Linked DNA regions of Mus musculus: regions 1, 2, 3, 4, 5 and 7 are each linked to region 6. A link is a loop called in an ENCODE intact Hi-C map of the cell type or tissue named here. Cell type or tissue: heart. All regions are shown on one strand.

Region 1 (4,000 bases), 76 kb after region 6:
TAGAATGGATCAGTAAACCTAACTAAGAAACAGTCAACAAAGAGATTAACAACAGCACAGGGAGGCAGGAGATAAAGTCTGTGAGACTTCAGAGGACAGTTTGATTGGTGGCCTTGGTGGCATCAGTGGGGTCAAAGAGTGTCTCACGTAGGGCTCATAATGTGTGAGTTCAGCTTTGGACTTAGTTGGGCAGTGAATAAATATGGAGCTAGGTGTTGGGGCAGAGAGGTCAGAGAGAGGAAGGCAAAGACTAATTTCAGTTGTCACCCCTGGGGGTAATGACTTGACAGTTAGCAGGCCCTTTCAGAGGCAGTTTGTAAATTCTGGAAATTTCACAGTATTGACTCACAGATGTTTCGTTACGGAAAAAGGCATTACTATGGCATAGATATATTACCCCGTGTCATCACGCTGCTTTGACGATCTGGTGTTTCCTACCATTCAGAGAATCAGAAAATTGATAAAGAGTCTCTGTTCCGCACAAAGAGATGGAGTCTCTGGGCTGTGTGCAGTGGCGTGAATGAAGATCAATCAGATAATCCATGGCTTCCGAGAAATTGGTGTGGCAGGTGTGGTAAGAGGGGGAAAGGTCATGAAGACAGTGAAAGAACGGGCAATAAAGACCATGCAGCCGAAGAAGACTGGAAGGGCTATGGAAGCCACGGCCCAGGAAGCCCTCCTGACTTTGGCTTGCCGTGGAGGGAACCATCAAAGAAAGTGTGACAACTTCAGAGTGACCTTGGCCACGTGGTGTCCCAGAGATGGCTTCTATATGAGAGTGGCAGGTGATGAAATGGAGCAAGGGAATGTGACTCTGTAATTTTGCAGACTTACAGCTGGACTTCAGCGGCATTTTGCCCGTGGAGCTTTACGGTTTCTCAGAACCAGGTCAAGGGAGAAGAAAAGTAGATGAAGAAAGGGAGGAAAGAAGTCAGCCTGGCTCCATGGAATCAGTGTTGCAATTCGTACACCCTGAAACTGAGGAGTGTTATTTAATGTTTCTGGGTGGCCGCCAGTTTGGGCAAGAGCCAGGTGACATTTAAAGCCTCTGATGGCTTGAATGACCTGAGATCCTGTTTTTTTTTTTTTTTTTTTTTTTTTTCCCTGTGAAAGTATGGGTGTTAGTCCAAGATCTTCCTTCAGCCTTTGCCAAGAATCAATGAAACTGGTTTTTGACCTGCCATGGCTGACTGGAGTTAGGTTTTCACCCATCGTGGGCATTTGTATGCTATTTTCTTTAGAGAGGGGGAGAAGCATTACATTTTTTTTTTTAAATGTCCTGACACCTTTGCTTGCTTCAGTATCAGCGCTGCAGCTCGCGAGGCACACAATGCCTTGCGCGCGCGCATGATAAGAACTGAAACTATTCATTGACATTATGGCAGGGCTATTTTGAAAACATTATCTCATTTCATTTCCTAGAACATCATCAAGTCTCTGCAGCATCAGTTTCTTTAAAGAGAAGGGCTATTTTTGTTCCAACGGAAGCCAAAATATTTGAGCAAATTTTGCCCCCAGTTCCGCTAGCTTCCTTCCCCTACGTTGTGGCTCACACTGGCGCTTTTTAGCAAGCTCTCTTGAGGCAGAATCAGCGTAGTGCAAGGATTTGAAGTCATCGGCCATCCCGACTCTTTATGCAGGTAACAGCGCACTGCCTCTTGCCATCAGCAGATTTTAGATCCTTCTTGGAATTTCCTTTATCCTTATCTGTGCATTCTGACCTCTCTTCAGTCCCAACCCCACCCTTCTCATGCCTCGCTAGATAAAGCCATGTGTCACCTGTGTCAGGAATTCCCGACGGCTTTCATATTATCCAAGAGTTGGGCTGGGTTGTTCTTTCTACCTCATCTTGGGTCCCGTTTGCATCTCCGTGAACCAATTATTTTAAGCATTTGACAAGTTCCAGGTTTTTTTTTTTTTTCTCTTAATCTACTGACAAGTTCATGACTCACTTAACCACCTTTATATTGTTGACTAACTGCCAGGTAGAAAGCTAATTGCAGGCACCACCCTCCCACACACTAACAGCAATTAATTCAGTAGGAGGGGAGGCAGGCACAGGATTTTATGATGAACAGCAGAGACCCAGGAAGACTTTGGGGCTCCCGGGAGAGCCAGGGTCTCCGTGGCTCACGGTTCCTAAGAACATGACTCATCAAAAGTCTTGCCTCTCTCCCATGAGTCAGCAGCCTTGAGCTAGGCAATGGCATTAGTCAGATGCAGTAGAAAAGAGTTCGTTAACTTGGAAACTATGGGATGGCTGTTTCACATACGTCAGTATGAGTCCTAGGCCTGAGTCTTTTAGGCCTTCTAATGCCTTTGAGTGAATTAGTGTATTTATGACTAAACCCATGTTAGACTGTTCCGACTTTTACTAGCTCGGGAACACAATTTCCTGCAAGAAATATTGAGACATACCAGCTAGTGAGTAGATTTACTTAAAGCATTATGTGGAAGGTTGTATTCGTGTACTTAGAAAGAAACAATTCTTTTATGTCACTTGTTTTTCTGAGACAGAATTTGGCTACATTGTAGCCACGTCTGGTCTAGCGCTTCCTCTGCAGGATGGATTAGTCAAAAACTTGAAGCCATCCTCCTGCTGCTACATCCTGAGCGCTGGGATTACCAGCAAGTGTCGCCACCCCCAATTAGCAATATAAAACTCTGTCTTTTTAAAAGTATTCTCTCTCTCTCTCTTTCTCTCTCTCTCTCTCTCTCTCTCTCTCTCTCTCTCTCTCTCTCTCTCTCTCTCTCTCTCTTGGTTTTTCCAGACAGGGTTTCTCTGTGTAGCCCTGGCTGTCCTGGAACTCACTTTGTAAACCAAGCTGGCCTCAAACTCAGAAATCTGCCTGCCTCTGCCTCCGGAGTACTGGGATTAAAGGTGTGCGCCACAAAAGTGTTCTCAGTTGTAGCTTTTCTTCTTGTGTTTCTTTGAAATAATACCCAATTAGCTTTAATATTTCGTTTTGTTTTGTTTTTCCAGACAGGGTTTCTCTGTGTAGCCCTGGCTGTCCTGGAACTCACTTAGTAAACCAAGCTGGCCTCAAACTCAGAAATCTGCCTGCCTCTGCCTCCGGAGTACTGGGATTAAAGGTGTGCGCCACAAAAGTGTTCTCAGTTGTAGCTTTTCTTCTTGTGTTTCTTTGAAATAATACCCAATTAGCTTTAATATTTCGTTTTGTTTTGTTTTTCCAGACAGGGTTTCTCTGTGTAGCCTTGGCTGTACTAGAACTTGCTCTGTAGACCAGGCCTTCAACTGACAGAGATCCACCAGCTTCTGCCTCCTGAGTGTTGGGATCAACAGCATGTGCCACCACCACCTGCACCTAACGCTTTGTATAGAAGTGTCCTTGCACAAAAACTATACTTTCTGAAACTTCTGCATGGATTATATTTTGGACCCTAAACTTCTCTGCATTTCTGGATCATCCCTCTGAGAAGAGGAGGCTGAGAAATACAGAGACCTTCATTGAATGTTGTCTTAAAAAAATTCAAAGCTCGGACTGGTGGTATACAGCTGTAATTGCAGTACCTGGATGCAGAGGCAACAGGATCAGTGCATGTTTGAGAACAGCCTGTTCAACGCAGTATGTTACAGGCCAGCCAGACCTACTTAGCAAAAGTAGTCTCAAAGTAAAACAAAACAAAACAAATCAATTTTTTTTATTACGTATTTTCCTCAATTACATTTCCAATGCTATCCCAAAAGTCCCCCACACCCTCTCCCCCACTCCCCTACCTACCCATTCCCATTTTTTGGCCCTGGCGTTCCCCTGTACTGGGGCATATAAAGTTTGCCTGTCCAATGGGCATCTCTTTCCAGTGATGGCCGACTAGGCCATCTTTTGATACATATGCAGCTAGAGTCAAGAGCTCCGGGGTACTGGTTAGTTCATATTGTTGTTGCACCTACAGGGTTGCAGATCTCTTTAGCTCCTTGGATACTTTCTCTAGCTCCTCCATTGGGGGCCCTGTGATCCATCCAATAGTTGACTGTGAG
Region 2 (4,000 bases), 87 kb after region 6:
CCACACCCCCAAATCCTTTCAAATAGTGCCACACCCTGGTGACCAACCAAGCATCCAAATCTATGAGACAGTGGGGGGCCATTCTTATTCAAACCACCATAGTGCTGATAGGCAAGTAGAAAAAGGTGTACCTTAAAATCATTTTATTTAGATCAGTTTAAGGTTGACAGGAAAATTAAGTGAGAAATGCAGAGATGGTGCACACACTCCCTGCCTGTCCCACATGCAATCCTCACCCAGAATTTGCTTGGGGACAGTGCACATGTTGCTAATGTTAGAGCTCCATTGACCTGCCACATTTTTACTTAATGAAATTCACACATGGTAGTAATTACAACTTACAAAGCCACCGTTTAATCCTTAGAATGCTTCACTAACCTACTTCATCCATCCTAGCCTCCTAGCTCCAACCTTACTGAAACAAAAGGTCCTTTGTAATGCTCAAGGGAGAACCTACTGGGTTTAAGTGAATCTGGTTAGTTCCTAGAGTTAGAACATCCCCTCTTTTCCTCATGTTTTTCTTCTTTTCACTTTCTCTTGCCTTCATTCATGTTTCCCCCTCCTTCCTTTCCACCCTGCATCCCCCACCCCCTTTTCCTTTCTTTTTTGGAAGGTCCTGGCAAGAACTCTTTTGCTAAACTTGTACTATACATTTCTGATACATTGTGTTTATGCTTTAGTGATAGCCATTATTAGATACTAGAGAGAATGTTATAGACTAAGTTTTATTTTATGTAATTTTAGGTGCTTTCCTGCATGCATGTATGTGTGCCTGTGGCGGCCAGATAGGGGTTTTGGATCTCCTGGAACTGGAGTTACAGACAGTTGTGAGCAGCCATGTGGGTGCTGGGAACTGAATCCAGGTTCTCTACAGGAGCAGCAAGTGCTCTTAATCTCTGAACGCCACCTTTCCAGCCTTAGGTTTGTGGGTTTTTGTATTTCCTTTTTTGATAGATATAAAAAAGGGATTTTGAAACTAACCAACCTTAAATCCTCAAGTTCTTAGTGGGTCATCAAGTCAATATAGTAAGTTTCAATAAATAAAGAGAACACTTGTATAGAAAATAGTAAAAGTGATTGGGTTTCATCAAAATTTTGAGCTGCACATTCATGTGCGTGTCTACTTGGGTGTGATGTGAAATACAGTTCTTACTACGCTACAAAGAGCTGGGAAGCCTTTGGTGTCGTGCCTCCTGCTTTCTTGGTTCAATTTAAGTACCATATGCTATCTTTACAAAGCAGTAACTGACTTAGTTATTCTTTAGATTAGTCTCCATTTCCATAGAGGCGATTGTACTGGAATAGAAATTAGAATTCTAAACAAATGTTTGCCCTGGATGTAATAATACTGAGGTGACAACTTACACAATAGACTCTCCCTCCACTTCCACGAACTATCTTTCACTCCGTTGCTTTTTGAAGCTGTCAACAGATCATTTTGAAAATCCTTTAGGAGTGTATCAGAAAGGTGTGAGGACGTTCTAAAATTGTTGATGGAGATAGAAGGGAATTTTACAGACCCAGGATGTCCTTAGAATTGGGTTGCATAGATGGACGGAGTCTGTGATACCCCTGAGAGATGTGGTACCGGAAAAATGTACAGAGATGTCCTGATATCAGTGGGATCACCTGGGGTACAGCTCACACACTGCAAGGCTTCCTCTGATTTCCGCTTCTTTTTACAATTCCCAGTTATCCACAAAACTTAGTTTGAATCTTTCCTCAGACACCCCGCCTACCGGAAGTGATGGAAGCACGTAACCGGAAGGAGATTAGAGCTAACGTTACAGCCAAAGGCCAGATAAAGTTTGTCCCAGCCTCATTTTTTTTGGGGTGGTGGTGGTGGTGGTGGTGGTTGGTCATTTATCTACTCTGAAAATAACTTACTTAATCTCTAAAACTGTATCTTCATTGCCTCTAACTCTCACCAGACTGTTACCCGATAGTGAATGTGTGATGGCCAGTCGGGTAGTAAATAGGCGCGTCTCCTGCTGATGGGTATGTTATTAGTTCCTTCCCGAGACTCGTTACGGAACCTTAACGGATCAGAGGGAAGGATTTCTTGCCTCTACACGGAGTACAATTTCAGGCATCATGTGGGATTGCTGGCCTTGTCCCCTGTTCCCTTCACAGCCACTCAGCTGGCGTGATACAGGGCACAAGCTGGATAATTACCCGGCAAGCTTATCTGGAGCCTGGTTATCTAAATGGGGTCCCTCTGGAGCTCCTAGAGTCTGCGGAGAGGGGTTGTGTCATAGGAAACATAGGCTTGGCTGCTGCTCACAGCCGGGGGTTGGGGTGGGGGGTAGAAGGTGCCTGGCTAGGCTGCTGCCTGGGACACGAGGCTAGTGCCAAAATGGCAAAGTGCCATTGTCCCTTCCTGATTTTAGGCGCGCAGAGCTCCGATCTGAGCCGCTAGGTAGTCTAAGATGAAAAGGCAGGGAAATTAATGATTTCTAGACCCCTCTTTAAGAGCTCAAAGGAAAGCAAAATGAAAACTCCTAAGACACTTAGGATACCCGCCCATTGGAAGCTGATTTTGCCGGGAATATTATTTGTGTGGAATCTGAAATTATAGTGGAAATTTCCACGATAACGCAAGGATCTGTCTTCAGGTCAACAGGTAAAGCTGGCTTTAACTTTATTCTCTTCGAGAAGTAGACCGCTTAACCCTGAGTCAGCCAGTGGTTGAGGAGGCTACATGGATGTCCCATTTGGCAACTGACCTTTCTTGGTTTTCTCCCTGTCTCTTCCCTTCCCCTCCTCCCAGTTTGATATTTGATGTGTCAAGGACAAAGACGTGCAGGAAGGAAGGTCGCAGCTTACTGTCGATCTCCACCTCGAGCAAGCCTCAGGACATCTCTGAACATTTATTTGAGACCCCCTTTGACTATAGGATCGGTCCTCACGGCTCCTCTGTTAAGACCTAAGAGGGAACCGAAGCTGACAGGTCACAGTGGGAGGAATTTATCTCAGGCTGGACCTCAGAGAGAGGGTGCCCGGTTTCCTGTCTTCTCTCCCTGGCGTCTCAGAGATATCTCAAGACCTTTGGACTCTGAGTGTTGCTGACAGAGATAGTGAGTGGGAAAGGAAAAAGGAGGCGGTCTAATGAGGTGGATGGGCTCTTTTTTCTGGTTTTCCCCAGATGCAGAAGCTGGTGTGAGGGAGCGGGGCTGCCTCCCAGGTCTCAGCTGTTAATCTGATGGAATGTCTCAGCCTCTTCATTTCCTGTCATCTTTCCATTTAATCATTAACCCCAGCTGCTCAGGACCAGGCAGGGCCAGGAGATAAGCAAGCCGGTCCCCGAGAGAGTCCACAGGCATGATTTGACAGGATAATGCCCTCACTTGATAAAAGGAGAGACTCTCTGTCAGCTGCCCGCATCCTCCCTGAAGCTCTGGAATCTGACTTCATGGAGCATTTGAGCAGCTAAGCTTTTCCTGACCCCCTCCCTCCCACCACCACTCCCGCCTTCCCCCAGTTGCTGAGCATAATTGAGAATTAATTGCATGTCTGCTTATTATTTTGCTTACTTAATTTGGTCTAAACGTTGTTCACACTCCAGACTTAAGGCCTGGAAGTGGCTGTCTTCAGGTATGATTTGAGATGTCAGGGAAGCCCCTATCTCCTGCTTGTTCACTGTTCACTCACATTCCCATTTTGTCTAAAACTAGCTTAGCTTTTTTCCAGAGCAATCTATCTTCCTTCCTTCCTTCCTTCCTTCCTTCCTTCCTTCCTTCCTTTCTTTCTTTCTTTCTTTCTTTCTTTCTTTGATTTTTTTATTAGATATTTTCTTCATTTACCTTTCAATTGCTATCCCAAAAGTTCCCTATTACCCCCCCCCCCCAACCCACCCACTCCTGCTTCCTGGCCCTGGCATTCCCCTGTACTGGGGCATATAATCTTCGCAAGACCAAGGACCTCTCCTCCCAGTGATGGCCGACTAGGCCATCTTCTGCTACATATGCAGCTAGAGACATGAGCTTGGGGGGGGGGGGGT
Region 3 (4,000 bases), 210 kb after region 6:
AAACCAGGGAAACTGATAGGGTCCAGTATCTAGGCTTTTGGTTTTCAAGTTTGGTTTCAAAGAGAGGAAGAAGAAACATAGTAGCCCAGCAGGGCTGAGTCTTACTTACTCCTTAGCCACACAGGTTTGGGGAGGTGGAGATGCACTGAGAAAGGAGATGGTTAGGCACCATAATGATGGTGTGCCAAGGCGATTGAGGCGTCCTGAGGTGCTCTGCAAGGAAAGAACGAATGGATCAAAAAAGGTCTATTTCTATCTTCTCTCTCTCTCTTTCTCTCTCTTTGTGTGTGTGTGTGTGTGCTATACAAACACATTCACATGGGTGCGTGCATGCATCTATGAGTGAGTATGAGGAGACCAGAGGTCAATGTTGTGTGTATTTGATTACTCTCCATATTATTATTATTATTATTATTATTATTATTATTATTATTATTGACACAAGGTCTCTCCGATCCTGGAGCTCATTGTTTTGGCTAGGCTGGGAGGCCAATGAACTCCAAGGATTAGCTTATATCTGCACCCTCCAACCTCAGTGCTGAGTGACAGATGCCATGCCCAGGTTTTATATGGATGCTGGGCATCCCAACTCAGGATATTGTTGAAGGCACCTTCCTGACTTATCTTTGGATGATCCTTCCGAAGGGAACTTCCTTTTGGGAGAGCCCTTTCATTCCTTCCAGGCCCAAGGGTAGGAAGCTTACTTCAGGAAAATACAGACAGAAATGACAACCCGTTTCTTAGCTATGCCCCCAAATAGGACACCTTCTACCAGAGCATCTGCTGGGAGTAGGAGTGAGGTCTGTCTTCAGATGGTCGATGAAGAATATGTATGCCCTGTTTAACTTGGCCTGGGTACAAGCCTGGCTGACTCTTTATTTCCTGCTCTCCTCTAGTGACTAGAATCTAGTCCCCGCTTGTTCACTTGAAGAGATGCTAGAGACAGGCACACACAGGTGCTGACTACCTTGGCAACTCTGCTTCTCTTCCACAATCAAGCTTCTCCCTGAATGGAAAACCACAAGAATGAAGATCTAATCAAGTCTGCGCTGGCTCCCTGCCCACTGCTAACTAGTCTGATTCAGTTTTTCCATTGTTGATAATAAAACACAAGCGAGCCTTCAGTTTCTAGCCTGTTGATTCCAATGCCAGTATCTGATACACGCTCTCCATCTTGCCTCTTTGGGATGCTATGGAAAGGGCATTTGCTAACAATGGGCAGGGCTGGCTCCCGGTCCAGGCTCTGTTTGCCATGTACTGTCCGTGTTTAACCTCTAAGAGCTGTATTTCAAATGGAGATCTTGTCTTCCGATGCTAGCCAAGCTGGATTGAATTCTATAATTTTTTCAGGGTCAAAAGCAAAATCAGCTTGAATGAGTCAGGATTTCATGCTACCGTTCTCAGTGACTGAAGGGCTTCTGACCTGGGATGGTGGAGCATGGGGCTTTAGGGAAGCTGTAAGGCTGGAATGAAAGGTTAAGAGACAGACAGATGTATGCACACATGCACATGCATGCAAACACACGTGCTCTCGCGCATGTACACACACACACACACACACACACACACACACACACACACACACACACACACACAAACAACCTCAGGAAGCTTGGGTTCTGTCTTTGCTAGTCCTCATCACCTGAGGTTTCTGACCTTGTCAAATAAGTTGAGAAGTTGAGACGGAGACAACTGGTGTCTCAGCTCGAGCCAATGTGGGCTGGGCTGACAATCAGATGGGAGCTCCCACATCGGAGCTAGGTGGGAGCCCTGCGCCTCAGCATGAGGAACATCAAGAAGGCGTAAATAACATTTCATGTCCTCTCAGGAATCAAGCTGCAGTCAGAACGGTTGATTGAATGAGAATGAACATAGGCAATGCATAATGTTTCACCTGCTCAAGTGATGGCTGCCTGTGCTTTAGAAGGGTACAGCTATATTCCCTGAGGAAAGCCTTCTCCTTCCTAGCTGCACATCCCAGGTCTGTTCTAATGGACGATACACTTTAAAGCCAGAGCTTCATTCTAGGAAAGCTGACCATTATGAAGAGTGGGCAAGGCCTGGGGTGAACTACACAGTCCCAGACTTAGAGTCCTGCCTATGGTAGAGCAAGCCCCAGGGCAGGCTCGGGTGGGGCACAGAGAGCCCTTCAGGTAGGATTCACCCTATGGGAACAGCATCAAAGCTATAGAAAGCTAGCCTTTACTAACCAGAGGCCCTACCACGATAGCAAAAGCCACTTCCCTGGCGAAGGTCAACAGATTGTGTTCTTCATAGAGAGGTAAGGACCAAGAGCACTGTCGCTTGTCTCCAGCAGTCATATCTACTAAAAATGGGAACTTGTGTTTGGCTTTTAGGCCAAGTTCTCCCTCTACACTTCACAGTTGCTGTCAATCGTGGAAAGGGGAACAGGTCTAAAAATAACTGCCATCTGGGCCTGGAAAGTTCAGTGGGGTGCATTGTAGCACGGAGGCAGTCTGAAGTCAGCCTCTGGGATTCTGGAAGCTCAGCTGTGGTATCGCTGCCAGAGTGCCCTTCAACCACATGATTCTTAGTGTTTCTCAGCACAGTCTTTGCCCTGCTCTCACTGCCTGTGAGTTACTGAGGTCGAGGGAGAGCAGAAAGGATGAAGTATCCAAGGTGTACTCACTCCTGCCTCTTTGTGGTCCTCTTTCCTCATGCCTCCCATCTTCCCAGCAGCCCCCTTCCATGGCTGCCTTAGCATCCTGACATCTTCTTAGAAGGCTAGTGTTTCCCTAGGCCTGCCTTTCCTCATGGTCCCCTTTCCTAAACTGATAACTTTATACTTCTTAGACTGATAAGTTTATAATTCAGAGAATGGAACTAATTTGACAAATGAATTCATAATGAGGTATAAGAAAGGCTGTCTTATAATTGCCTGTCACATGGACAATGGGTTATGCATTTGTGTGTATGAGAAAGAGATGGGGAGAGGGAGGGAGGGGAGAGAGAGAGAGAGAGAGAGAGAGAGAGAGAGAGAGAGAGAGAGAGAGAGAGAGAGAGAGAGAGAGAGAGATGGTGTCTTGGTGTATGTGCATGGTGTGTGATATTAATATGGATAGCTATCAGGTATGTGTACACCTGTGTATGTAGAGGCCAGAGACAGTTAGCTGGTATTCTGCTCTGTTACTATCCATATATTCCCTCAAGACAGGGCCTTTCCCTGGAAGTAGAGCCAGGCTTGTGGGCAGCAAGCCTCTGCTCTTTAGCTCCCCAGCCCCGGGGTTGCTGGTACACATTACCATGCCTGCCCTTTTACACGGGTCCTGGGGATTTAGACTCAAGCCCTCACACTTGCAGAGTTCAGTGCTCGTGCCCTTCCCTTGTCTTCCCAGCACCGTGGTTGCGTTTTTATTTTGATAAAAATATATAAGATTTATCATAAGGGTAACTTTTAAGCCTAGTATATCGAGTATATCGACTCTGAGGTTAAAAACCAACCCCTGGAATGTTTTCATCTTGCAGAACTCAAACTTTTCGTTCACTAAACTGTAACACCTTATTTCTTCCTTCTCCCAAGTCAGGTATATGCCATTTTATTTTCAATATCTACAAACTACTCACTTTATATGCCTCTTAGACATATGCTCCAGTATCTACTCTCTTCTGGCTCTGTTTCAGCTAACATCATATCCTCAGAGTTTAAGCAAATCATTTCCTATAATAGAACGCCATCCCTTTAAAGCAGTACACAATTTCACTGCATGGCTCTGCTATGTTTTGTGTGTGACTCCATCCCTTGCCTATCATGAGTAATGCTGTACTAAACGTGGATGTTAGACAACTGTATCTCTTTGATATTCTCTCAGTTACTTTGAATATGTACAAAGAAGTAGAATTGCTGCATCCCCCGGTAGTTCTATATCAGTATTTCAGTGGACAGCTACACCAATTTCCATAGCAGGTGCCCCATTTAACACTCCTCACACAGTGACATGGAACTATAGTTTCTTAACACCTTCGCCTCTGTCTTCTTTCT
Region 4 (4,000 bases), 290 kb after region 6:
AGAGCCCATTCGTCAGGGCTGGGGTCAAGAGTCACTGGGGTGGACGTCTGAGAGAAGGAGAACTCAAGACACCGGTTGAGTGGTGCCATTCTCTGATTTATGTCGCACCCAGTGTGGGACAGTTTTAGCATCCTCATGTGATAGACAGAGTACTTGTGATACAGAACTATTGTACCCTGTGGTTCTGTTCTCATCATTTCAGTGGAACAGATACGGTTCCCTGGGACAATGCATTCAGCCCTAACGTGAGGCAGGAAGGGTGGTATTTCAGAGGCCTAAGAGCATCTGCTGTGCTTGTAGATGACCTGAATTCCATTCCTCACACCTACAACAGGTGGTTCAAAACTACCTGTAAACTCAGCTCTGGGGGGTGCAGGGGGAGGGTCTGCTATCCATTTCTTAACCTGTCCGGTGGCTGGGTGCAAATGCATTTGTGCTCATGTGTGCTCATGCACACATGTGCAAAATAAATAAATAAATAAACAAACAAATAAATAAATAAATAAATAAAGTAAAGCCAGGTCGAAATGGCTTCAAGATCTCTCCCAAATAAATTATTGCGGCGGATTCTATCCCCCATCCACTTCCTGCCTGAGTGTCCTCACGGCAGCTATTACTTCTTCCAAGCTTGTAAAAGTGACAGATCACTAAATTACTTAGGAATATAGTCTAAGAATCCAAGGGTCAAGGGAGTTTGGATAGCCACAGCTCAAAAAGGTGTCCTTGCTAGGATATACATCTTCAGCCGCCACGGCATCGGAATTTATGGATAAGAGGTTAAAGAGGGCAACCTAAGGAGTCATGCTTGGAATTCCCTCCCTTTCAACACGGGAGACGTGGTAAAGTGTATCTTTAGGCACTTGCCCAGGCGATGATGGTAACACTTAACAGGATTTTCCCACTAGGAAAATTCTTCAATTCCCCAGAAAATACTATTAAGAGCTCTCATGTTATAGAAAGAGAACCCATTTTCCTACTTAGACTGTACTTGTGGATGTCTATTTTTTCTAAGCATTTGTATACTTCTCCCCACGCTGAATTGATTTTAGATTAGCCTTTTTAAACACAGTTCCTGCATTGTATGTCATTGTAAGCCCGACTGCAATGGAGAAGCAAGTGAGTGGGTCCTGCCTTGTTGGAAGCCTGTTTATAATAGACAGATAAATTTGTTTTCGGCAAACTGGGCATCCCACGGCAACCTTGGCATATCTGACTCCTAAACAGTCTCTGTGTATTCCCCAAACAGACAGCGGCCAAGTCAAGCAGTGTGTTCTTCCAGCATTGCAAGGACACGCCTGTGCATTTTTTTTCCCTCCAACTTTTGCTTAGATTTTTTTTCCCCCTTTGAGCTGCTGTTGTAAAAGTTGAGTGTGCTTTGGTATGTCTCATCTCTTCTTTATTTAAGGGGTCAACTGTGCTGAGAGAGAGAGAGAGAGAGAGAGAGAGAGAGAGAGAGAGAGAGAGAGTCAACTTACACAGCTCTGGGATTTCATTTCGGGAAGTGAGCTCACTGTGTGCTCACCCACCTATGGAGACCCGGCCAGGCCCGCTGTTGCCGCAGCCCTTGAGGGATACAGAGCTCATTTATTCTCAATTAGCTGGAGCTTCCTGCATGTGCTACGCAGATGCTTTTCCTAGTGCTACTCAGCTGAGATTTTGTTTTTCCAGATTTATCACAGCAGTTTTAGTTTTACAGGGATGAGGAGTGTAGACCTCTAGAGTCTGAATGACTCTGATACTCAGAAGGAAGGCTCACAGCAAATTCTGAGGTTCCAGACGCGTCCTTTAGACCGACCTCTGCCATTTGGTGGGTAGCTCCATGCAGAATGGGTCAATGAGGGGGGATTTGAATGAATACACGCACAGCCTCTTGCCACGTATTTTGATCTCAGCTGTGCCTCGTGAGAGGCTTCTAAGAGACGGAAAGGGAATCCAATCAGAACCCTGACATCAGCTCCCTTGTGTTCAGATCAGAATTTTAGTGACTTGCTCATGGTCATGTGTTCGATCATGCTTTGACTCTCATGTGATGCTTTTGCTATGATTGACCACGGGGTTAAAAGTCTGAAGATGATAAACAATAGACAAAGAGCTTCTGTCATAATGGAATATTTATTCTTGTAATAGTTTATGTTTAATGGCGATAGCTTTAATCTGCTCCGTTCTTTTTGACTTTGTCAGAAGTTGTGTTTTCCTAAGATAAAAAAATGCACATTTATATTCTATCTCTATGAACACTGAGATGCACACACACATATGTGTTTGCTTGTGTCAATAGTTAGTTCATTTGTCTTAGGGACAAGAGGCAAATGTGTCTCTAGTTGCAAAAGTTAACAAAAAGATAGTAAAATAAATTATTCCAGTTTATTGCGAGGTATTTAAGTTCTAGTAATTTAAGTCTGTGGCCAGCACCAAAACCATACAGCACCCCCATGAACCATTATGAATGCTGAGGCAAAATTACTATAATCTAAAATAAAAGAGAACGTCATAAAAGAGTTCAGGTTTCACCTCTTACTCTATCTTTCTACTTTGCCATAAATATGCCTCACCATTGATGAGCATTTGGTTGTCAATTCCATGAAATAGAATGTCTCTGCTGGATCCCTTGGCCAACGTGAGCCCCAAACCAACCAGCTACACTCTCTGCTTGTTGCCGGAGACTATCTGTAAGGCAGTATAGCCTCAGGTCAATGACACGGCCCTGCCCCAGCCGACAGTCCCTTAACTTACCAGTGGTTGGAATTCAGGATTTTCTCTTGTTAGTTAGACAACATGGGACTATTTATTCCAAGCCTCATATTTACATTTGTTAACAGTTTGGATAGCAACAGTTCCTCTTTCACCTCAGAATGATTGGAAAGTACAAACAAGATATAACATGCAGGGTAAAAACTGTGTAGATGGTAGGTATTTCTGCTATCATATATAAAGTTATGGGGGAGGGGAGGGTCAGAGCATTTAGAACAGCAGTTCTCAACAGCAGTTCGCAACCCCTCTGGCAAACCTATATCTCCAAAAATATTTACATTAAGATTCATTAACAGTAGCAAAACTACAGTTATAAAGTAGCAACAGAAGTATTTTATGGTTGGGGGGGCGGTTGTCACCACAACATGACAAACTGTATTAAAGGGTCGAAACATGAGAAAGGTTGTGAATCACTGGCCTAGATTTGCCAAAGGTTCGCATGAACGGAGCTGAAGCCCCCAGGCTGTCTATGCAGGTGTTCGGAGGTATTCTGTGAACCTGTTAGTCACGGAGGGAGAAGTTATTCTTTTCTGTTTTCTTGACTTTTAAAGGACTCGGAGGAAAGTACATTGTTCTCCACCTAAGGATATCCATTGGCCTGAATGCCTGAACTTAGTCACTGACTGAACAAAAACATCATTCTTTATTCATACCTTCACTTCCTTTCCAGAGAGAGAGAGAGAGAAAAAAAAAAAAAAAAAAACGATGCCACAGACAACAACCCTTTGTCTAAGGTGCACTCAGGCTAGATAAACAGATAAATAGAGCTGTGCCCACATTTTTCTTCCTTTCTACCTTTCAAATGTTCAAGTTTATCCCTCTGAAGTTGTTCTAATGACAGATCACTTCCGGTTCACATGTTCACAGTCCTGACCCTCTCTTTTAGTAGAAGACCCAATTTCAATTTTGAGAACCTAAGTTTAGTTCTTGGCACGCACATGGAAGCCATAACCACCTTTAACTCCAGCACCAGGGTATCTGACTCCCTCCTCTAACCTCAGTTGGTATTAAGCTTACATATGCTGAACATGCAGAAAAACATTCATACACAAAAAATAGGATAGTACGGCTTTTCAAAAAGAAACCCTTGCCATTCTATTACTTTTCATTAGATTTTAAGTTATTTGCAACATTTTCAAGCCACTTTAAGTGATAATATTCCCTGATTTCTGACCATTTGTGTAAGCTCTTTTATTCCTGAAGAATGGGTAAGAAATGTGGTCCTATGGTGTGCATCTTATTAAATTTT
Region 5 (4,000 bases), 93 kb after region 6:
ATCTCTGTAAGTCTTGCTATGGAAGAAGGAGTTCTCATGGGGCAAGAACTACTCCAGTTGTTCCCTTAATGGGGTAGCCAGGGTAGCCTTCAGAGGAGGTATCGTTTTCAGTTTTAACGTTAAAAAAAAAAAAAAAAAAAAAAGAAAGAAAAGAAAAAGGAATCAGACAGGTGTAGCCTGAGTTCTCAGGAAGCTCTGATAAGCAAGCAAATGGTCACTGACGACATCTCAATGAGGGAGATAAAGGGGAAAATGTACTCCAGGGGGGCCTGGCTTGTGGTGCGCTGCGTTATTGGTCACAGGAGCTGAAGTACAAAGTACAGAGGGTTGACAGAGCTTGGTGGCTTTTCTAGGTCACTGGCTTTGGGAATGGGGGGCGCTGGGTTTCAAGCCATCTCTGTGAAATTCCAGTTGGGAGTGGTAAGGCAAGTTCTGTGAATCCAAGGGCAAGCCACAGTTGTCATCTGGAGTCTTGGAGCAGAGCCAACACACCTGCACTGTGAGGGTCCTTCCCACCCCTCCCCTCTCCAGGGATCACCAGGGACTTCAGAGGAAGTATTTGTTCTAATCCTTTCTGGAAATGGCCTTTGATATTTTCTTACTCTGTGTGTGTCTTACTCTGTGTGATGATCACCCTAGAATTGACTTTTTTTTTCCTGTCTCTCTCTCTCTCTTGCCTGGCAAATGAACTAATAGCTTAGGAGGGGGAGTGGCTCTTGCCAAATAATAGAAATATTTCTCTTTCAGTTTAACCGTTGACCCAGCTTGCCAGGAAGCATGGCCTTTCAAAAGAAAAATCTATGAAATTCTTGTGGGCAAGATCCTGGATTTGCAGGGGGCATCGTTGTAAATGCCAGTTGCTGGGCTCCTGAATGGCCACGGCTCTCTACCCTCCCAAGCCCATGTCACTGACCAACTCAGCACACGTGGGCATTCTGCTTTTTCTGTGAATTGAAGTCATGCCCCTCTTCTCTGTCTTCCTTTCTTTTTCTGCTTGTCACACAACTGGGTGACAAGACCAGTTTTCAAGGTTGTGATGATAGTGAGGACTCCTCCCCTGTCCCTCCCTCCCCCAGGCTGCTCTGTGACTGATCCCTGGAGAGACTGAGAAGGTGGGAGGTGGGAAGAGAGCAGTTGGGAAAAGGGAACTGGATGGAGAGGGAAGCTACCAGAAGGTTCCTGTCTGTACCACTGGGAATTGACCCAAAGAACCACGGAAACAAAATAGTTGCCAGTAAAAAGTAGCATCATGGACTCGATGACTTTAACCACTGAGTCCCCAGGACCTAAGTTAAAATGGTGTTAAGTAGATTTGTACTGGAGGACACTTAAAGCAAGAGGCTACATCTCCTGGCTTTCTGACACTTTTAGGGCTCAAGCAGTGCTGGGGTTTTTCTCTTAAGGAAGGAGAGAAGAGGGAAGAGGAAGGAGGCCAGCTTGGGCTCCACTGGCTGTGGCTGATGTGCCTTTCCTCCAGCTGCGGAGCACTTTCTGAGTGATGAATGATACAGAACCATGCCTCCTGCAGCCAGCTGGCCCTGCACCAGGTCTTTGTAAGCCCCAGCCAGAGGCAGCTTTGGTCTCCTGCCAGGATTGAGGCTGTAGGAGCAAGTCTCAGGTTCTCAGGCCTCACACGGGGCTCTTCCCAGCTCACAGCTGTGGCAGCCCAGACCAGGGTCCTCTAAGTCTCTGTAAGCCTCCTTCAGAGGACCTTTGCAGGCAAGGTCTGCTCTGCTCCCTCTGCCTGTGTGTGTGTGTGTGTGTGTGTGTGTGTGTGTGTTTGCTTTGGCAGACTCTAGGTACTGCTCTCTCCTCCACTCTCATCTCTTTGATCCTAAGGCCCCCCCTGTTGCTTATTTCTTGTCCCTGGAGGTACAGAACATATGCTTTCTTTGGAAGAAAGATCTAGAGGATGTGTTAGGTCATTTAATGGGGGGGGGGATATAGGGGGGCATGGGATAGGGGAGCATCTAGATTAACTGAGCAGTGTGTCTTAAAATCTTTTGTACCTGTCACTTTGTCAGCTGTATTTTACTAAACCAGCCTGGCAAAGACAACTGGCAGGCATGAGAGACTTGGTTACAGTAACACAGAGTTGGGTCATTGTCTTTCCTGCTCTGATGATGCCTGCGTTTTCATAGTTTAACGGCTTTGCATTAGAGAGGCAAGCATTTTTGTATTTTAATAATTGATGCATGTTACACATTGATAGGCCTTTTTCTTTTCTTTTCTTCTCTTTTGTTTTCTTTTGTTTTCTTTTCTTTTCTTTTCCTTTCCTTTCCTTTCCTTTCCTTTCCTTTCCTTTCCTTTCTTTTCCTTTCTTTTCTTTTCCCTTTCCTTTTTTTTTTTTTTTTTGACAACATTTTGCTATGTAACTAAGGTTGGCCTCAAACTCAGGATCCTGCCAGAGCCTCCCAAGTGCTGGGATCATATGTATGCTCTCACACCCATCTGATTGCTGGTGGTGTTTCTATTCATTCTCATTCTTTCTCTCTTGGAAGTATCTCGTGTGGCTCAGGATGGCTTCAGACTCACTCACTAGTTAAAGATGACCTTGAATGCCCAGTTGGTAATGTAGAGATGAAGGATCCAACCCAGAACCCCATGCGTGTTAAACATGCTCTAACCTCTGAGCCACACCCTTAGCTTCAACGTACTTTCTCTCTTTCCTTCTTCCTTCCTTTCTTCTTTTCTTTTCTTTTCTTTTCTTTTCTTTTCTTTTCTTTTCTTTTCTTTTCTTTTCTTTCTTTCTTTCTTTCTTTCTTTCTTTCTTTCTTTCTTCCTTTCTTCCTTCCTTCCTTCCTTCCTTCCTTCCTTCCTTTCTTTTTTTTGGTAGTGGGCAAAATAATGTTTCTTACAGTAGATGGAATATTAGATATGATGAAATATGGTGAATAATTTTGGCCAGAAAATGTCTCCATTTATTTCCCCAGGGTTTTGGTTTTGGTGTTTTTGTGGGGGGGTGGGGGGTACAATGACATGGGGCTTGGTACATATAGATGAATCTATGAGAACTTTTCTAAACTTCAATTTTGCATGTGTGTGGGAGGTATGCATGTGTGTGTGGGAGGTGTGCATGTGTGTGTGGGAGGTGTGCATGTGTAGACATCATAGACTAATTTATAGGAGTCAGCTCTCTCCTTCCTCCATGTTGAATCCCACCCAGGGATTGAACTCGGGTCTTCAGACATGAAGACGAATGTATTTACACACTGAACTATTTCCCCAGCCCAGAATAATATTTTTTATAATCAACTTATTTTGAAATGTGTATCTAATCACCATAATAAAGATTTCAAATGTAAGGGGTAGATTTCCACAAAGGAAGAAAGGAGCAGGCCCAGGCAGCCTGGGTTCTGGTCCTGCTTTGGTTCTAAGTGACCATAAGACCTTGGGTAGGTATCCTCTTTGCAACTTCTCCTTTCTCCCTGTGAAATGATGGGGAGGAGTTGGCCACTGGACAAGGCTCCCGTTTCCTTTCTACCCTTCTTTAACTGTAACTCAGTGTAAAAGCTGGGGTCCTGGTGGCAAGCCAGGTTAGTCTTCCTCAGAGAGTGGTTATATCAAAAGGATCGGTAAGAACTTGTCATGGTCCCCTGTGAGCAGATGGTCTCATAATATAAGTGAGCAGGAATAGTCTTTGAGTGGCCCTGAACTACCTGAAACTGTGATCCTTCCCACAAGCTCAAGGTCCCCATCTTGAGCACCAGTGACCTTATTTGAAAACAAGTACTTTAAAGCTAGGTGCATACCCTTTATGTAAGCACAGAAGCAGGCAGACCTCTGAGTTTGAGGGCAACCTGGTTACAGAGCAAGTTCCAGGATAGCTAGGGCTACATAAAGAGGCCTGTCTTAACAACAAACAAATGAAATAAAGAAATAAAGGAATAAATGGAGGGGGGGGACTTGATTGAGTTAAAGTGATATCATTAGTATACACTGTAATCCAGTATTATTGTATTGTAGAAAAATGGAAACTCTGGGCACAGAGACAGACAAG
Region 6 (4,000 bases):
ACTACAAACTGGTAGCTTTATTGTTTTGCCTTAGCTAATTGCCCCCAGGAACAACTATTTATTTAATGGCTGAACAACACCAACAACAAAAAAGCTCGAAGCACTCTTGGGTTTTGTTCCCTGAGATGTTTACATAGCTATGGGGGGGGGGGGGGTAATGCCCGCTATGGAACTTCGTCCCCTAAGTTTTATGCCCTTGTCTGGAGTCGGCTCCGCGTTGACCCCAGGGGTGGCTCCCCAGGCCTGCCTGGATCTGCTACCCACCCCCGCAGCGGAGAGCCCACCTGCTAAGGAAGGGCCGGTCCGTGGGGGGATGGTTTTTCGGCGCCCTCTGGGCGTCGGCAGTCGCCGCCCGGCAGCCGCGGCGACCTCAGCGACCGCGTGGAGCCTCCAGGAGTTTCCAGAACCTGCTTCCAGGCGGCGCGGGCGGCCGTGGGCGGTGGGGCGGGGCGGGGGCGGAGCCGGCGGCGGGGCTGGGGCGGAGCCGGCGGCGGGGGGCGTGTCCGCGGCGGGCTCTGGGAAGGCCCCAAGTTAATGAGGCGTACGCCGGCTGCCGAGCGCCTCTCGGAGCTGGGTTTTCCCCCGCGGCGCGGGCGCCAGGAGCCGCCTTTTCCGCTGGGTGTCACTCGGGGGTGGGGAGGGTGGCCCATTGAAAAGCGCCGCGAGGGGCCCCGGCCAGTGCCCTTCAGTGAGCGCTCGCCGGAGGACGGCAGAGAGCAGCCCGCTCACGGCTCCGGGATCTTGTGGCGAGTCAGGACGCGCCTGTCCCTCTGCCGGGACCCCGAGCCACCGCCGCCGCCGCCACCGCTCTGTCTCCTGCGAGTCAGCCTTCTCTGCGCGCTCCGGGCGGGCGGCCGCGGAAGCCGCTGGGGCGAGGACGGCGCAGGGCTGCTACTGCTACCCCCAGCCGGAGCGTCTGGAAGCCTGAAGGCCGAGCGGAGCAGCAGCACCCCTTATGCCGGAAGGATGCTGGAGAACAGCGGCTGCAAGGCGCTGAAGGAAGGAGTGCTGGAAAAGCGAAGCGACGGGCTGCTGCAGCTCTGGAAGAAAAAGTGCTGCATCCTCACCGAGGAAGGGCTACTGCTCATACCGCCCAAGCAGCTACAACAGCAGCAGCAGCAGCAACAGCCCGGGCAGGGGACGGCCGAACCGTCCCAACCTAGTGGCCCCACCGTCGCCAGCCTTGAGCCACCAGTCAAGCTGAAGGAATTGCACTTTTCCAATATGAAGACTGTAGACTGCGTGGAGCGCAAGGGCAAGTACATGTACTTCACTGTGGTGATGACGGAGGGCAAAGAGATCGACTTTCGGTGCCCCCAGGACCAGGGCTGGAACGCCGAGATCACGTTGCAGATGGTGCAGTACAAAAATCGCCAGGCCATACTGGCGGTCAAGTCTACCAGGCAGAAGCAGCAGCACCTGGTCCAGCAGCAGCCTCCGCAGACGCAGCAGATCCAACCCCAGCCCCAGCCGCAGATCCAACCCCAGCCCCAGCCGCAGATCCAGCCTCAACCCCAACCCCAGCCCCAACCTCAGCCCCAACCTCAGCCCCAACCCCAACCCCAACAGCTCCACTCCTACCCGCATCCGCATCCTCATCCTTACTCTCACCCGCACCAGCACCCACACCCGCACCCGCACCCGCACCCTCACCCTCACCCTCACCCGTACCAACTCCAGCACGCGCACCAGCCTCTTCACTCGCAGCCGCAGGGTCACCGGCTTCTCCGCAGCACCTCCAACTCTGCCTGAAGAGGGCGGCACCCGGGCCACTCAAGGTAAGGTCCTGGCAACCTGGGACACCTAGAAACGTGCCAGCATGGCTGTTGGGAAGAGTAGGAAGCTTGTTGACCGATTTCGCTCCCGAAGCAAAGTTTAAAAAAAAAAATCGTTTCAAGTTTCTGGAGAGGTGGAAAGAAGATGGGCAAGCCGGAGCTTGTAGAGGCAGGGCGGGGAGAGAAGAGCCGGAGGAATTCCGCCAGGGAGCAGGGCACGGGGACCACCTACCCACCACCGTGGTGATCACTCTTGTTCAGTGCCATCCTCCTTTGGGCTGCTTTATTGTGTGCCTCCGCACCAACGTAAAGACCTTGGTGTCCTTCTGGGCACTCGGTCCTTTGTACTGGCCGGGAGGGAACAGGGTCTTGACTCCTGAGTCACTCATTTCATTCCGTGTCCTTTCTTTCCAGGTTTTGAGGACTTCGGAAAGTGGGAAGAGTGCATTGCTATTCAGTTCACTTGGATCAAAACCAACAGAGTCTCCCCACCCCGCGCCTGATCAAGTAGTTTGGACTTCACCCGACGGATAACGCGCGCTTGCAGTTCCCTCGTAGTTTTCTGCATAATGTTCATCACAGTTGCAGGAAGCAGATTTTGCGTCGAGATGACTTTATTTATGGACCTTTGGAAGGATCACCTAACGTAATGGACCTTTGTAGGAACAATTTATGTACTGTAATTTTATTTTAATGTTATTTTGGATTATGATTATTTATTAGTTTTTTTATGCCTAATCTAAGACATTTCTGAATGTAGGCCACCTCCTCCCCCTCCTCGCCAAAAAGAAAAAGAAAAAAAGAAAAAAAAAAAAGAAACTTTATTTTCAGAAACAGATTTCTTAGTAAGCCCTGATCTTGGAAGAGAAAAAGGGAAAGGGGTGGTGGAGGGGGGCAAACATGAAAAAAAAATGGGTTCAGTATTCCCAGGACATTCTCATAAAGTCGACTCTTTCATTGTATTTGAAGACGTTGAAATTAAATTCTGATATTACTTTCAGTTTCTAAAGGTCTCTTTTTCATAGACGTGCTATGTAGTGTGTACAGATGTCTCTTTCTAAAGCTGAGTGGGTCAGAGTGTATAATTATGAAAACCTGGTGGTTACAATCCTGCTTTTTCTAGGAAGAAATCAGTATGAATGACACTGGGTTTGAAAACATTTAAATGCTACCCCAGCGGGAAGCCTGAGGCCTGGCTTGGGGGTGTGGTGAGTGGAGTCTGCTGGGGGGTGGGGGGGTTGTAGTGGCTGCATAGGAAACCAAATGTAGAGACCTGGAGCAGAGAGCTGGGCTCGGGTGCCCCGGGGATTCAATCCTAGCACCACAAAATCTCATTTTGATTGTGAGTATTAGTGCTTCCATTTTAAAATTAGGGGGTGCCCCACTTGAGAGTATTTTTACCCAGCACCAAGACCTCTGCATAGTCACTTGGGCCACATTTTCTTAGCCTTTTACTTTGTCCTAGATGCACCCTGAGAGTGATTTGTAAATATTTCAAAGGACTGGGTACCATAACATTTTAAATTTCATCCTGAAAATAAGACTGGGCAGAGAAAACGACACTTTTCCCTTTCCTGCTCTGGGGGATGTCTGGACCGTCCCTGTTTTGGTGAGGTGGCTAAATTCGCCATTTGGAAGGAAAGAAAAAGTCTAGAGAAGCCGAGTTCAGTGGTTCTCAACCTGTGGGCCTTGACCCCTTTGAGGGTCAACACAAGAGGTCGCATATCAGATCTTTACATTATGACTCATAACAGCAAATTCACAGTTAGGATATTGCAATGACTAGGGGGACTCCCTGCAACATCCCAACTCCTTTGAAATATTTACAAATCACTCTCAGGGTGCATCTAGGACAAAGGAACTGTATTAAGGGGTCACAGCATTGGGAAGGTTGAGAACCACGGCTGGAGATTGTCAGTAAAGAAAACAAACTCTTGTTCAACCGTCAGGATGTTGTGGGGGTGGAGGGAAAGGCTGTGCTTTTAAAGGTAGAACAAACCCTCCACTGTGTAAAATCAAAGGGACAGTCAAGAGTCACAAAGGCAGGCACTACTTCAGTGGAGAAGGAGTCCCGGGATAATACCAAAGTCTCTAGGGGTTGAAAGTCACTTCCTTGATGCCTGACTGGTCTGTTTGTCCTGACCCTTTCTCAGGGTCTCGGTTAGCATTTCTCCAGCTTCCAAACTGGAATGCTGGTTTTAAGAAACGAGATGTCTTTTTTTTTT
Region 7 (4,000 bases), 170 kb after region 6:
CATAGAAAAATAGGGTGAAGAAAAAAAAAACCTTTCAAATTCTTTGCATGTTGTTTCCAGACATGAGTTTAAAGGGTATACAAATACTGGACCCCACGCTCTCCTTAACACCAGGAACAATTATTTTCGGAATTTGTTTCTATAAACTGGAGATAAACATGTCCCTACCCCTCTTCCTCCTTACTGTGTCTGGCTGGTGACACTGGAAGATTTCCTAGAGACCCTGCGGTGGTGCTCAGAGTGCTTCTGGTATGTCGGAGGTGGTTCATCTCAACGTAACTGTTTTTCCTCATCTTTGGGGTCTGGCTGATTTTACTCAGTTCTGCTTTATCATGTATGTGTGCTCGCATATTTGGTCTCAATGTAAAAATACTTGGAAGTCATCAGGAACGCCAACTTAATAAAGCCTTTCTATAAAGACAGAAGAATCGTTCAAAACAAGCTCGATCCACAGTTGACTGTGTTTTGGAGGCACCCTTTTCTAACAGTTCCGAAGCCACCGCAGGCATCTGAAAGGATGCTTCTTGTCAATCAGCCTTATGTACTGGCCATGCCATTGCTCTGTATTCTCACACTTCCTCAGCAAAGGAAAGGCAGGCAGGCGCTGCAAACAATGTAGAAAACATCGCAGGGACTTGGACTGATTTCAAGTGGCTTAGCCGCTAAAGAAGGTTGAGATGACAATGGTGAGTAAGATTCCTGAGAAAAGCTGAAGGCAGGGCTTGTTTAGTTATGCCTTTTCTGGGGCCTGGGACTCAGATAACTCTGGCCTAGAATGAACCCAGCCCAGTGTTTATCTTACTTCCTCTCTGATAACAGCTCACATCTCCCAGCGCTAGTGTGAAGAGCCTAGATCAACAGGAATTTATGAACTCCACACAGCACTGGGGTGCCAACAGTGGCATCTTTCACCTTTGGAGAGAGGATAAAGCAGAGCTTGTCATAGGCACCGTGTGCAGCATGAGCCTTGTCAGTCAACGAAGTCCAAGGCCTTTGGTTTTCAGCCTTGCTCAGGTTTTTAGATTGAAGGTAATAAGGTTTTTGTTTTGTTTTTTTGTTTTTTTTTTTAAAGTTATATTTTATTTTTAATTGTAACATGAATGGCAACTAGCCTAGAGACTAATGAGCTTCATTGCCTTCTGAAATCTAGTTGAGCGGTCTTTATTGTCCATTTTATCAGAATTCTGGTCTTCCAGACTCCAATCAAAATGGCCCATTAACCTCTGTATTCTGTGGTTCTCTATCCCAAAGATGATAATGAGAGTCATATTCTTTTCACAAACTAATCACAGAGGCCTAAGAACCACATGACCAGGCTTAATACAGCAACAGCCCTACTTCTTAGGACCAACCTTCTATTTTCTTATTTTAGTTACTCTCTCTCTCTCTCTCTCTCTCTCTCTCTCTCTCTCACACACACACACACACACACACACACATACACATATGACCCACAGAGTATGTGTGGAGGTCAAGCAACAGCTTGTGGGAGTCGTTTCTCTCCTTACCATGCTGGTTCTGGGATCAAACTCAGGTTGACAGGTTTGGCAGCAACCACCTTTATCTGCCGAGCCATCTCATTGGTCCTTAGTTAATTCTCTTGCTACTATAACAAAATACTCGAAGCAAGCAATGTAAGGAGAGAGGATTTCTTTAGGTTCAGGGTTTGAAGGTTCACGGTCAGGGAGGCACAGTGATAGCAGCATGGACCGGAAGTCAGGGAGCAGAGAGTGTTGATTACTGGGTTCCATTGCCTCCCCCACTTTTCCCCCCAAGACAGGGTTTCTCTGTGTAGTCTTAGAACTCACTCTGTAGACCAGGTTGGCCTTGAACTCAGAGATCTGCTGCCTTTGCCTCCCAAGTGCCGTGACTACCAGTGTGCTCCACCACTCCCTTCCTCCTTTGTATTCAGCCTGGGAACCCAGCCCATGGGATGGTGCTACTGACAGTCAGGACACATCATTTCCCCCATAGTTAAACGTGTCTAAAAGTCCTGCTAATGCATCCAGATGTGTGTCTCCTAAGAGATTCCAAATCGGTCAGGTTGACAGTGAAGGTAACCACACAGCCAGAGGGCGCTGATCTGCACTCATGACACACTCAGTGACATTAAAGTAAAGTTTAATGATTTTTTTGGTAACTATTACCGTTAATGACAAGTAAGAAGACTTTTGTCTTTGTTTATTTGGGAGTACAATGTAACCCCAAAGATGCCAGAACTAAATTAAATAAATGCATAGAGATAATAGAAGTAGGCCTAGCACAGTTTACAATCTGGGGAAGAGGTATAATCTTTTTTTTTAAATTATTAAAATATTTAAAGCTCAAGTTAGATTTTTTTTTTTCCTCAGAACTTACCTGGTTCTTTTTTTTTTTTTTTTTTTTGCATTAAAAAATTAGTTTATAAGTCCATTGCCTGGTCACAGTAGAAACTATTTTATTTTTAACTAGTGAAGTACAGAAGGAATTAGAAAGCACTGACAAGAAGGCTTGAGGATATATTAGATAGGTGTACTCAGAGAGGCAAACTATACATTGCTATTAGCTGGAATTTAGCAGGTGATGGTTCAAGTTCATCACCACGACTTACTAAGAGATGAAATTTAGTCATTTCACCTCTGTATACATCAATTCCTTCTGTTAAGGAATGGAAATGATAAAAGCATTCTTACGTAGTTGTTAGAAGAGTGGGCTATGCATCCGGATACTTGGTGTGTCAAACTCAGGCGTCTTACTGATATCCTTTAACAGGAGGCTGAAGGGTACCAAGCCTTGCCAGGGTCATTTCTTTCTGTCTGTGCCGGATACACACAGTTGCCAGATAATGCGATGAATATGGAATGGTGGGGGGGGGGGGGTCTCATGAAGAAACTCAAAGTTTGCTAAGTGTTCTGAGGAAAAAAAATTATCTTATTACCTAGAAACACTCTGTTCTGTTTATAATGTCTGTGGGAGTTGCCGCAGCAGAATCAACATAAGGATCTACACACAGTTCATATTTGTCGTGTTCTGTTGTGAGATAAGTTGTCTGGTTTTTCTGTGGAAATAGCTGAAAATAAGGGTCAACCATACCCTCCAGAGCTCCCAGGAACTAATCTACCAACCAAAGAGTACACATGGAGGGACCCATGGTTCCACCTGTGTATGTAGCAGAGGATAGTCTTGTCAGGCATCAACGGGAAGAGAGGCCCTTGGTCCTGTGAAGGCTTGATGCCCCAGTGTGTAGGGGAATTTAAGGGTGGGGAAACAGGAGAGGGTGGGTGGGTGAGGGAACACCCTCATAGAAGCAGGGGGAGGGAGGATGGGATAGGGAGTTTCTGGAGGGGAAAACTGGGAAAGGGGAAAACATTTGAAATGTAAATAAAGAATGTGTGTGTGTGTGTGTGTGTGTGTGTGTGTGTGTGTATTTGGGGAACTTGAGTTTTTTGTTTCTCTGTCTCCAAAGTGCTTGTGCTGCTTAAAGGGAAGATTGCTGAGGGGTGAGGGGTTGAGGAATTGTGAAATATGAAAATTGTAATGCAGTTGGGTACTTAAAGCCATCGGCTCGACATCTGTCCATCCATCCATCCATCCATCCATCCATCCATCCATCCATCCATCCATCCATCCATGGCTCAAAGATACTTAAGAACAGTTGCTCTGTACTGAACATACAAGACCTTTTTCTCTTCTTTATTCTGTGAGCCATACGAGATAGCAATGATTTACATAACACTTACATCACATTAGCTGTTATAAGTAATCTGGATGATTTAGTAAAACATAGAGCTTATATTATATCAAATTCTGTGCCATTTTAAATGACGGACCTGAACATTTGTGGATGTTGGCATGTGGGGTGGCCGTCCTGGAATAATCCATTGTGGATACCGGGTGATGAAGTGTTTATTGGCTACAAGTTTACAGGAGATGTGTGCTATTGATCTAATTGGAAGAAGAGAGCAAAATGTCAGGAGCAGTAAGTAAAGCGTTTGACAGATGAAACTAAGAAAAATGTGCG

What was found. Hi-C counts contacts between places; a loop is a spot of excess contacts. Peaks named below come from ENCODE experiments on the same cell type or tissue, not always from the same donor. Only the 100,000 strongest peaks of a DNase experiment are listed, where the experiment ranks them.
Region 1: a loop joins it to region 6, with 3 times the contacts of the local background. A loop is called at or near these places in 16 of 42 quality-filtered maps.
Region 2: it touches region 6 in a loop (3-fold over the local background); 8 of 42 quality-filtered maps call a loop at or near these places.
Region 3: it touches region 6 in a loop (2.9-fold over the local background); 5 of 42 quality-filtered maps call a loop at or near these places.
Region 4: a loop joins it to region 6, with 2.3 times the contacts of the local background. A loop is called at or near these places in 3 of 42 quality-filtered maps.
Region 5: it touches region 6 in a loop (4-fold over the local background); 5 of 42 quality-filtered maps call a loop at or near these places.
Region 7: a loop joins it to region 6, with 2.4 times the contacts of the local background. A loop is called at or near these places in 3 of 42 quality-filtered maps.

Annotation. Positions count from the first base shown.
Region 1 is chr10:111,581,859-111,585,858 of GRCm38, forward strand. Gm30262 (a long non-coding RNA gene) reads left to right here and starts at 1,193. Exons shown (of 5, transcript XR_380793.4): 1 at 1,193-1,640. In heart, a CTCF peak has its summit at 1,590; DNase peaks (open chromatin) are centred at 1,013 and 1,343; H3K27ac peaks cover 1,321 bases.
Region 2 is chr10:111,592,584-111,596,583 of GRCm38, forward strand. All of the region lies in intron 2 of Gm30262 (a long non-coding RNA gene), which reads left to right. 4933440J02Rik (RIKEN cDNA 4933440J02 gene) reads right to left here and starts at 1,690. Exons shown (of 4, transcript NR_045344.1): 1 at 1,521-1,690; 2 at 1,366-1,422. In heart, no CTCF peak of the experiment used is centred here; a DNase peak (open chromatin) is centred at 2,218; H3K4me3 peaks cover 1,943 bases; H3K27ac peaks cover 2,504 bases.
Region 3 is chr10:111,718,818-111,722,817 of GRCm38, forward strand. All of the region lies in intron 2 of Gm30624 (a long non-coding RNA gene), which reads left to right. Among named protein-coding and RNA genes, the nearest start is that of Gm30624, 36 kb to the left of the region's middle. In heart, no CTCF peak of the experiment used is centred here; a DNase peak (open chromatin) is centred at 2,444; H3K27ac peaks cover 770 bases.
Region 4 is chr10:111,800,416-111,804,415 of GRCm38, forward strand. No RefSeq gene overlaps it. Among named protein-coding and RNA genes, the nearest start is that of Gm20758, 72 kb to the right of the region's middle. In heart, no CTCF peak of the experiment used is centred here; a DNase peak (open chromatin) is centred at 1,616; H3K27ac peaks cover 987 bases.
Region 5 is chr10:111,599,289-111,603,288 of GRCm38, forward strand. The region is part of intron 2 of Gm30262 (a long non-coding RNA gene); the gene reads left to right. Among named protein-coding and RNA genes, the nearest start is that of 4933440J02Rik, 7.0 kb to the left of the region's middle. In heart, no CTCF peak of the experiment used is centred here; DNase peaks (open chromatin) are centred at 1,203 and 1,553; H3K27ac peaks cover 597 bases.
Region 6 is chr10:111,505,871-111,509,870 of GRCm38, forward strand. It overlaps Phlda1 (pleckstrin homology like domain, family A, member 1), which reads left to right and starts at 416. Exons shown (of 2, transcript NM_009344.3): 1 at 416-1,778; 2 at 2,190-2,779. The coding sequence starts at 535. The coding sequence ends at 1,752. In heart, CTCF peaks have their summits at 698 and 1,766 (motif pointing right); DNase peaks (open chromatin) are centred at 661 and 1,701; H3K4me3 peaks cover 4,000 bases; H3K27ac peaks cover 4,000 bases.
Region 7 is chr10:111,675,710-111,679,709 of GRCm38, forward strand. No RefSeq gene overlaps it. Among named protein-coding and RNA genes, the nearest start is that of Gm30624, 7.3 kb to the right of the region's middle. In heart, no CTCF peak of the experiment used is centred here; no DNase peak of the experiment used is centred here.